2 separate regions of the Homo sapiens genome follow, and region 2 is linked to region 1. The links are chromatin loops, found by intact Hi-C in ENCODE. Cell type or tissue: dorsolateral prefrontal cortex. All regions are shown on one strand. Region 1 holds the start of UNC79 (unc-79 subunit of NALCN channel complex). Region 2 has its middle 35 kb from the start of COX8C.

Region 1 (5,000 bases):
AGTTAATGGGCATGTCAGAAGGCTCAAGCTGTGAGTGCCTAGGTTGATGATTAGAGTCTCAATTATATGGGTGCTATCAGGCTTTGGAGGCTCCGAAGCATCAGAACTAACCTGAATGGATTGGGTGCATTTGAGGAGTTTCAGCAGTAATGCTAATAGCAGCCATCACTCATATGTGTCATTGTTCTAGATTCTCATATATATACTTATTTATTCCTGACAACCTTTAATGTGACTATGATATGACCATTTTTCAGGTAAGGCAGTCGAGGCATGGAGAAGTTAAGTAACTTGCACCAGGTTACACAGATCATGAGAGGCAAAGCTGGAATTCAAACCCAGGCTGTCTAACTCCTCAGTCCATGACTTAACACCATTATACTCTCCCTTAACTCAGTAACGGGAGGGTTAATTGATGACAAATGAAAGATTGTTAAGCAGATAAAGGGATAATAGGTTTCCAACACATACTTTGTCCTTTGTTTCTGTATTATCCAAGACACCTCTTTTTCATGTGTGTTAATTTCCAATTACTGTTTTCTTTATCAAAGCCTCAGGCTTCCAAGAATTTTCTGAATAACCCATTGAGCTTTCTTTTAGTCATACAAAGTGTTTGTCATCTTCTCAGGAATGTTCATTATATTCATATTTTCTTTAGAATGATTCCAATTTCTTTTTACTCAGAACGAACTCTTTGGCATCATGCTTCACATAATCATTTATCTTTTACTAATAAATGGAACTTCTCTTTGGGATGTGGTTTTGGGAATGAACAATGACATGGAATGATAGCTGATTAGCCAGAGCAACCTGCCAATCAGCAGGATGTCAGAGTCCAATCACATATGCAACCCAAAGAGCCAATTCACTAACCCTTTATGAACATTTTTGCAAATACCATGAAACTTGAGTGCTGTGTGTGCATCATTATGGGCAGTTTCCCTGTTATTTGTAGATTTTTTTATTTGCTACTCAGAAGCATCTTTCCTTGATGTTTGTTCATAATATTTTTCTTAATTGTCCAAGATTTCACCTGAATAGTTTGATATATTACACAGAATTTAAAATTCTTTCCCTAAATAGGATCTTTTATTCTCTGAGGTGGAAAACATTGATTTATCAGCATTAAAAGTCATTGTCAACACTTACCGTTTTGTTCCTGTAACTTTTACTAAATTAACCTGCTATGACCATGCCCCTCAGCTTTAACAAATTAAACTATTTGAATGAAGAATGGACATAATGGTTGGGGATTGTGCCGTACTTTTAGTTTACAAGGACTTGCGCATCCATTCGATCTGCCCAGTAACTCTTCAGGTGACAGGGCAAGGTTTTAATGTTCCCATTTTACAGATAAAGAACCGGAGGTGTAGGGAGATTAGAAGATGGTCCTTGAGTGAGTAAGTGGTAAAAGTGGGTCTTGAATCTGGTTCTTCCCGACTCCAAGTGTCTCTCCATTCTGTAGTGGATTCTTTGGATATCTTCCTATTAATATGCACGATGCCCTCGTCTATTGCCTTCCTTTCCCGCTGCCTTCGGTTTTCCAGTCGAGGGGCTTCCTAATGTGTCCCTGTCCAGCTGGGATGGCTGCAAGGGAGCACACCTGGGGTCTTCCTGTCTTCAGTCTTTCATCTTCCTTTTCTGTGGCCCTTCCAGCTTCACCATCCGTGGACATCTCCTCCTTCCTTCAGCCCCAACTTCTAAAGTCTTGTCACAGCCCCCTGGCAGTGGGACCTCCCATCCCCAATCATCAGCAGGAGAGCCCATCGCAGAGGGGAGGCGAGGGCAGGGACCGCAGCGCACAGGGAAGCCATGCTGAGGGTTCCTCCTGCATTTTCTTCCTCGCGGTCCTCAGGAACATCCTCGCGCCCTCCGGCCCCGGCGCTCCAGCCCGCCCCGGATCCGCCTCCCTCTCCTTCCTCCCCGAGGTTGAGACGAAGCGTGGGACGCACCTGGGTCCCTCTCTGGTCACCCTGCTGAGGCTCCGGGGGCTGCTCCGGGAGCAGGATTTACAGGCCCGGAGAACGCCAATGGGAGATCCAAATGGTCGGGGACTCCGGCGCTTTAAGAGGCTTTTCTCTGGGAAACACCCGTCCCCTCCGTGCGCCTTATGAATGGAAATACTCCTCCCCCGGTCGAGCCCATTTTCCCATTTCACCAGGAGCCGCAGCCTGCTCTCTCCTTTCGGTCTCCCCGCCCACATCAACGCGGGCAGCTCCAGGAGGGGACGGACAGGAAGCCTTTGGCCGCCTATTAAATCCCACCCATTTCTCCGGGGGCGATTTCCTAACCTTCCGGGACCGAATTCTGCAATTTGATGTGCGTTTTGTCCGAATGGTAGCGACACGGGCCTAAGGGAGGGGGAAAGCGAGGGGGTGGGGGGTGGGGGGTATGCACTCTTTTCCTCGCAACATCGCTGGCGGAGCGAGGGAGCTCACACGACACAGATTTTGGGGCAAAGCCTTTCCAACTGGACAGCACCATGTCCACCAAAGCGGAGCAGTGTAAGTAGCAGCCGGCCCGGCATTCCGGCCCGGCCTCGGCTGGGAGCTATTGCAGCTGCGGCGTTTGCGGCTGCTGGGAGACCTTGGCATTGTGCTGGTGCGGGGGTGGGGGCTGAGGTTGGGGCGGGTGGGGGGTGGCGGAGAGAGAAGGTGGGGGAGGGTGGACGTTAATGGCAGCGCGGCGCTGTCCCCGGTGCTGAAAAATAATACGGTCTTCCTCGGGCTCCAGCGGGGGTTTCTCAAGACTCAGAGACCCTGCGAAATGAAATTAAAATGGGGTCATTCTCGGGAAAAAGAGGCCTCGTATCTTTCAGATAAACATTTCAGTATCTCTTGTTGGAGTGGGGGAAGGGGGGTAGCGGCAAATCAGGGGCGGGGAACTGTCAGTTGCAACCAAAGCCTGCCTGGCCTTCTGAGCATGCCCAGTTCTTGGTGCTGGAGCCATAGGGGAGTTTGAGTCTGCAGTTTCCACTTCGGGTGGAAGAGGCAAGAAGGGAGAGAAGGGGGAGGGAGCAGGGAGCCAGGCAAGAGGAAAATTAACTCACTAATGCCAACACCAATGTCAAAACCAACCACAACCATGCGGTGCTTACAAGAAAGTGAAAGGAGCTCTGGGAAAATGACCTAATTGATCTAATTATTGTTCCAAAGAGCAGGCTTCCTTTGTAGGGCAGCCCATAGCACCGGAGGATTTTGGTTGTCCCAGTAATGACTGACTGTGTGCGTGGTTGGAAGCAACCTGCTAACTCCTTGTGGATGGAGTAAGTTTCTAATATGGTTCCCATAGTCTGTCTTATTGCAGTGCGCACTAGTAGGCCTTCGGTGTGTGCTTGGTAGGTTGATCAATGTGAAGCCTTTTTCCGAGTACACTTGAGGGCTTGAGGGATTCAGGAGCTTAAACTTCAGATTGTAAATAAAAGACGTTTTTATTAAGCAGTAAGTTTGAATTTTTAACAATATACCAGAACTTATTCACCTAGATTGACTCCTTTCTTCCAAAGCAGTACACGTTATATGGATAATGCTGTCACTACTTAAAAGTCTTTGTAATTCTTCTTTGGAATGGCTACTAAAGCCGGTTTTTGAGACACACAAAACAGTAGTCTCATTATTTGAGGGCAATATCTTATATATGATAAAATGCAGTATGTCATTTATTCACCAGATAAATTAAATAAACTGAAGGCTTATAGAATTCTCAGATTGATGGTTCATTAGAAATTGTGCATGCCCACCTACCACCCAGTGCTTTTACTTCTTTATGTTTTTTTGGAATCCGGAAGATCTGAGTTTCAATCTTAGTTTTGCTACTGTTTGACCTTGGGCAAGATAATTGACCTCTCTGAACTTTATTTCCTCATCTGTAAACCTGGGCTAATCATGCTGATGGGGTTGTTGTGGGGAATGAGAGAATACATATAAAAGGTTTAGTAATGAGCCTAGCACATAGAATGTACTCAATAAATGATGGCTATGATAATGACAAGCATTGCCCACTTTTAAATAGTCCATCTCCTCTAAATAGTTAGGAAGCTCTCTTGTGATTTTTTTTGCATGTTTCTGAAAGTTAAATCTACATTCAAAATTAAGTTTTGCTTTTACAGAGGTTTTTGAAAAAAATTGGGTGCATTCTGTTTTGAGGAATGGTAACATAGTTTGAGTCCATGTAGAACCTCCCACTTGAGAATATCACATCCTGATATTATAATAAAGCCAAGTGGTTTTATTATAGTATGGTTTTTAAAGGAAAAAACACCACCTGTCATTTGATTGTGTAGTTACATATTACGTAAGTAATTTCAGGCTAAAGCCAGTGAGTATTACTGTCCTCTTCCTGTGTTTTCTCTTCCTTGTTACATTTTGAAATGGACTGGATGCTTTGTCTTGTCTCTTTCCTGGGCAATGAATAAAATCTATCTATGGACTTGATTCTGTAGAGCAATTAGTGGACTTAAGTAGCTATTTTAGACGTGTTAGTGAAACAGATTTTTTTCATCTGTAGAGGATGAAAAGGACACCATATCTGGAGCTAGAACATGTGGACTTGAGCTTTGTATGTCCTTCTGATTAATTGTGAGACACGGGGCAATTAACTTAATAGTTTTGTGCCTCAGAGTTTCCATCTTTAAAGTAAGGAATTGTAGTAGGAGCTATCTTTGCTTTAGTCTTAAGGGTTTGGAGGGCAAAGGAGGTAAATGGGAGTAGGCTGTGGAAAGGTTAAGGATGCTATGGATGTTTTTAGATATCTGTATTTAGAATGAAGGTAATTAAGGAATCTCTTTTCTTTTTCTGTTAATATGCACTAACATGAGTGGATTGACATTTTCGTGTATGTTATGTACCTGAAAATAAAGCAAAAACACAATAGGCTGCATAGTTGATGTTCATGAAGGACAAATACTTTTTATAAAAAGAACGCAGATTGGCAGCATTTTATCCTTGGACTTGGTAGAAGTTTAGCTACGTGTAAGGAGCAAGAGAAGGAAAGGTCAGGGA
Region 2 (5,000 bases), 49 kb before region 1:
TGGCAAATTAGGGAGATTTCTGTAGTTGGCCATAAATATTAAAGGTTTCATGACTTTAAGCCCAAGTATCACCTTACATCCTGCAGACATTTATCATACACCTCGTTTGGTATATTTCAGACTTTAATAAACTGCAAGATTTCTTCACTATGATTTCTACCTACCTTAATATACAATTCATATTTAAAATCACCCATTAAACCAATTGTTGTGGCTGCTTGGGATTCTAATTTGCAGAAGTACATTTTGGAAACCTGAATGCAATAAGAATGATATAATGGACTTTGGGGACTGCAGGGGGAGGGTGGGAGGGGGGTGAGGGATAAAAGACTACACATTGGGTACAGTGTACACTGCTTGGGTGACGGGTGCACCAAAATCTCAGAAATCACTACTAAAGAACTTTTCCATGTAACCAAAACCCATCTGTTCCCCAAAAGCTATTGAAATAAAATAAAAATAATAAAAAAATTTGCAAGATATTAGACTTCCCATTGGATTCAGGGCTTCTCAAATATTGATGTCACTTTGCATTTTAAATTTCATGAGCAAGAGTTTGTACAGACCAGAATTTCAGTCCCAGCTCTGCCACCTCATAGTATTGTGAGTCTGGGAAAATTACTTCACTTCTCTCTTCCTCAATTTAACTTCACAGGGTTGATCTGAGGATTAAAGACACAACATAAGTAAGGAAGCTGGCACGTAGTAGATGCATATGTCAGATTTGCTCTCCTTATTGGTGGGATGGGTAGAGTAGGAGGGGGAGGATGACATTTTTCTATCTCCAGGTTCAGGAAAAATTTGAACCAAGATATAATATTCAATTCCAAAGTCAGAGTAAACATTTTTTCATTATAAAATGACACATTAATATATGTTTGTTGTAAAAAATGAAGATCATATATGTAGTAAAAAGTATGAAGACTGCCTTCCCCCATTTCCCATCCCACTTTCCTCCCCAGATTAAGGGTCATGTCAGAGCCTTTGCTCGGGGAGACTTCTCCACTCCCCTCCCACATCCTACAGGGCTACTGCTTATCTTCAGGTCTCAGTTTAAATGTCATTTGCTTGGAGAAATCCCCTTTGACCACTCTAAGGTGGTCTCCTTGCTTCCTTCTTTTATTTTCTATGAGTACACCCTATGCATATTCTTCACCATATTTATGTGAAATTGAACTTTTGCAGTAAGAGCTTTGTTTGTGTGCATCCCCTGTTAGACTATAAGCTCCATGAAGGCCAGATGTTGGCTGTTTTGTTCATCACTGTACACTAGTACCTGGCGTGGTCTGTGGTATATAGAAGGTACTCAATCAATATTTGTTGGATTGAATGAAAGATGCTTGTTTAATGTTTTACTTTATATTCAGTGTATAGATTTTTCTGGTGACTCTTATACTCATGTTTTTGCCAAAATTGTAATATATAGCCACACTGCAGAGATATTCTGGAGGAATCTGAAAATAGCATACAAATGTATGAAATTAATATAGTTTCTGAGTTTTTGAGAGCCAGGGAGTTTTGCTGATTTGTTAGTATTTGTCAGTCATTTAGTAAGTATTTATTGAGTGCTTTAGATAGTCAGTGATAAACAAAACGGATGTGTCCCATATGGAATTTTATTCTTAGTAGAGGAAATACATTAATTTTGTAAAAACAAATACATGGAATGGAATGTTATGGTTTGATTATGTTGCCTCAGTTTTGGCCCAGACCCCAAGATAAAGGTACTAACTAGTTCCAGTTCTAAAGTGAGATGGAAGATCATGAAGCAGATTTGAAAGGGAAGCTGGTTTTGTAATCTTTAGCTGACGAACTACTTCTAGCCTATAAAAGAAATTAGAGAAGCCCAGAGGTATTGTTAGGAATATCATGGGATTATCTGATGACGGATGTTGGGGTTGTGACTCCCCCCAGAAGGAGTGTGGGTGCTTTTCCCTCATTTAAAGGCTAGTGAGAGGAACTTTAATGGAATCACTCATGGAGCTTCATGTATGTGTCCTAGGGTTTGGGGTTCATGCAGCTGAATCATCCAGAGGATGACAGGCTGTGTCTGGAGCTGCCCTGTCAGGGCTTTTGATGAAGAGTGAGCTGGGTTTGGAAAATAGCAACATTCCCACCAATAGTGCTCAAGAAGCGTGCTACTGGTAGGCCAGATGAGGGCTTCTGGAGCAAGAGGAAGAGACAGATGGGATTGTCTTAAGAGTCTGCCTAAAAACATCATCTAGAGAGTTGAGAATACTTCAGTGGGAAGAAGAGGAGGTATACTCCCAGATTCCTAAGAGTAGAATGCTAGGAGAACATTCCAGAAGAGATATATTTGCATGTGTCACGGGAACTGCTGGTGTATGAACTTCAAAGAAAGACAAAAGTGTCCTCTAGAGGAAGTGTCAGCTTTAAACACTTGCCATGGTCAGAGAGCTTTAGAGGTAGATTTACAAAAGAGTATGAGTCAAATAAGACCTTTCTTTCACCTTGACTCTTATCAGCCTGGCCCTCCCTCAAGCTTTCAGTCTTAGGAAAGCCAAGTGTGAACTAGTAAGGGAGGAGGAATAGACAAGCTAAGCTGGAAACTAAAAAGACCAACCATGCTGCCTTTCTGGAGGAAAGGAGAAACTTTAAATGAAGTTAAGATATTTTAAAAATTCCCTGAACTGGACATATTATTAATTTCCGAATTCAGAATTCAGTGTCTGTATCTGTATCTATTTATCTTCTGGTTCCTAATAATACAAGGTATGTAATAGATGTGCCTCTGATGGGGAGATTTATTACTGGCCAAGTGTAACCCACATATCTCAGGAGGCTGCAAATTGCCTGAGATATTTCCACCCACCCTGTTCCATGCCTTGGTTTTAAAAATGAACTTCAGAGCAGCTTTGAGAAGAAAAGAACACTATTTTCTTATTCTGAATGTGTAAGAGTATGTGGTAGACAAAATCATGCTTGCCTTCCCACTCCCCAAAGATGTCCAGGTCTGAATCTTCAGGACCTGTCAAGATGTCAAGATGTTACCTTACATGGCAGAAAGGACTGTGTATATATTCCAGAGGAAGATTATTATTATATTCCTTCCCTTCCTCAGGAATATATGTATAGTCCCTACAAAATAGGGCTTAATAAATTGCATGCCAATCGTTAATAGTTTGCATACTATTTTTGCATAATTTTTTTATTCATTTACTCAGTATTTAATGAGTACCTTCTTGGTGCCCAGCACCTGAAGATATAAAAATGAGTAAGACAGATGCAGATGCAGATGAAGAAATTGAGGCTCTGAGAGGTTAAATGACTTGCCCAAGGTCCATATTTAGTGAGTGGTAGAGTCGGTTCTGGAATCCATGTGTTCTGATTCCAGATTCCATCCATTTTATCTTCCTCCTCATCAGTTAGTAAGAAGAGTTACCACTGCCGCATCAATATTAAATACTGATTGATCTAATGCATGTACCAAAATACTTTACACTCCATGAGGATACAAAAAGTCTGTCACTAACCTAAAATAAAATAGCAGACTAGACAAGGTAGAATGTCTAATCTCCCAGTTTTATTTTAGAATTTAAGATAGAATATGATAAATATTATAAAAGAATGGGAATAAAATGGCTTATTATCTGAAAGGCTAAAGAAAGAATATTTAGCTGGGATAGAAAATCAAGTAGAACCTCTTCCTTTATGGAGGGTGTGTCATTTGAACTGGTCTTGAAAGACGTCTTAGAGGAATTAACTTTCATATACTGGGACCGTTTTGGGTCTTTCTCATGGTCATATAATTTTGTGAGAGAGATTGTGGGTTCATTCTCAGCTTAGCATTCACCATGGCCTACTTTGCACCTGAAGTGTAGTTTTCATTTTCTTTCTTCAGAAGAAGATGGGGAGAAGTGGGAGCTGGGGTTGTTGAAGAAAATGGTTATGGGTGGGTAGGGAAGACAAGTAGAAAAAATGTTGTCTAATAATCTACAGGCATACCCTGAAGGTATTGTGGGTTCCATTCCAGACCCTTGCAATAAAGCAAATATAGCAATAAAATGAGTCACATACATTTTTTGGCTTTCCAGTACATATGAAAGGTAGGTTTACGCTATGCGATAGTCTGTTAACTGCACAATAGCATTATGTCTAAAAAACAATATGCATATCTTAATTTAAAAATACTTTATTGCTAAATAATATGAATGATCATATGAACCTACAGCAAGGTGTACTCTCTGCTGGTGTTGCCTTGATGTTGATGACTGCTGACTAATCAGGGTGGTGGTTGCAGAAGGCTGGGTTGGCTGTGGCAAGTACTTAAAAAAAACTTAGGCTGGGCACGGTGGCTCACACCTGTGTCCCCACCGAAATCTCATCTAGAATTGTAACACGCACAATTCCCATGTGTCATGGGAGGAACTCAGTGGGAGGTGATTGAATTACGGGGCTGGGTCCTTCCTGTGCTGTTCTCATGATAGTGAATGAGTCTCATGAGATCTGATGGTTTCAAAAAACATGAGTTTCCCTGCACAAACTCTGTCTGCCACCATCCATGTAAGATGTGACTTGCTCCTCCTTGCCTTTTACCTTCTGCCATGATTGTGAGGCCTCCCCAGCCATGTGGAACTGTAAGTCCAATAAACCTCTTTCTTTTGTAAATTGCCCAGTCTTGGGTATGCATTTATCAGCAGCATGAAAATGGACTAATACAATCTCTCATCTGTTGATGGACCCTTAGGTTGCTTCCAAATGGATCTTATGAATAGTGCTGCAATAACATGGGAGTGCAGATATCTCTTAGATTTACTTGTTTCCTTTCTTTTGGGTATATACCTAAGGAGTGGGATTGCTGGATCAAATGGTAGCTCTGTTTTTAGTTTTTTGAGGAACCTCCAAACTGTTCTCCATAGTGGTTGTACTAATTTACATTCCCACCAACAGTGTACAAGGGTTCCCTTTTCTCCACATCCTCTCCAGCATTTGTTATTGTCTAACTTTTGGATAGAAGCCATTTTAACTGGGGTGAGATA

Evidence for each region. Peaks named below come from ENCODE experiments on the same cell type or tissue, not always from the same donor. Only the 100,000 strongest peaks of a DNase experiment are listed, where the experiment ranks them.
Region 2: it touches region 1 in a loop (2.5-fold over the local background); 1 of 110 quality-filtered maps calls a loop at or near these places.

Annotation. Positions count from the first base shown.
Region 1 is chr14:93,428,548-93,433,547 of GRCh38, forward strand. UNC79 (unc-79 subunit of NALCN channel complex) reads left to right here and starts at 2,392. Exons shown (of 52, transcript NM_001395159.1): 1 at 2,392-2,504. The coding sequence starts at 2,483. In dorsolateral prefrontal cortex, no CTCF peak of the experiment used is centred here; DNase peaks (open chromatin) are centred at 2,124, 2,594 and 2,904; H3K4me3 peaks cover 3,902 bases; H3K27ac peaks cover 1,889 bases.
Region 2 is chr14:93,379,409-93,384,408 of GRCh38, forward strand. It overlaps a transcript of UNC79 not described here. Among named protein-coding and RNA genes, the nearest start is that of COX8C, 35 kb to the left of the region's middle. In dorsolateral prefrontal cortex, no CTCF peak of the experiment used is centred here; no DNase peak of the experiment used is centred here; H3K4me3 peaks cover 279 bases; H3K27ac peaks cover 1,124 bases.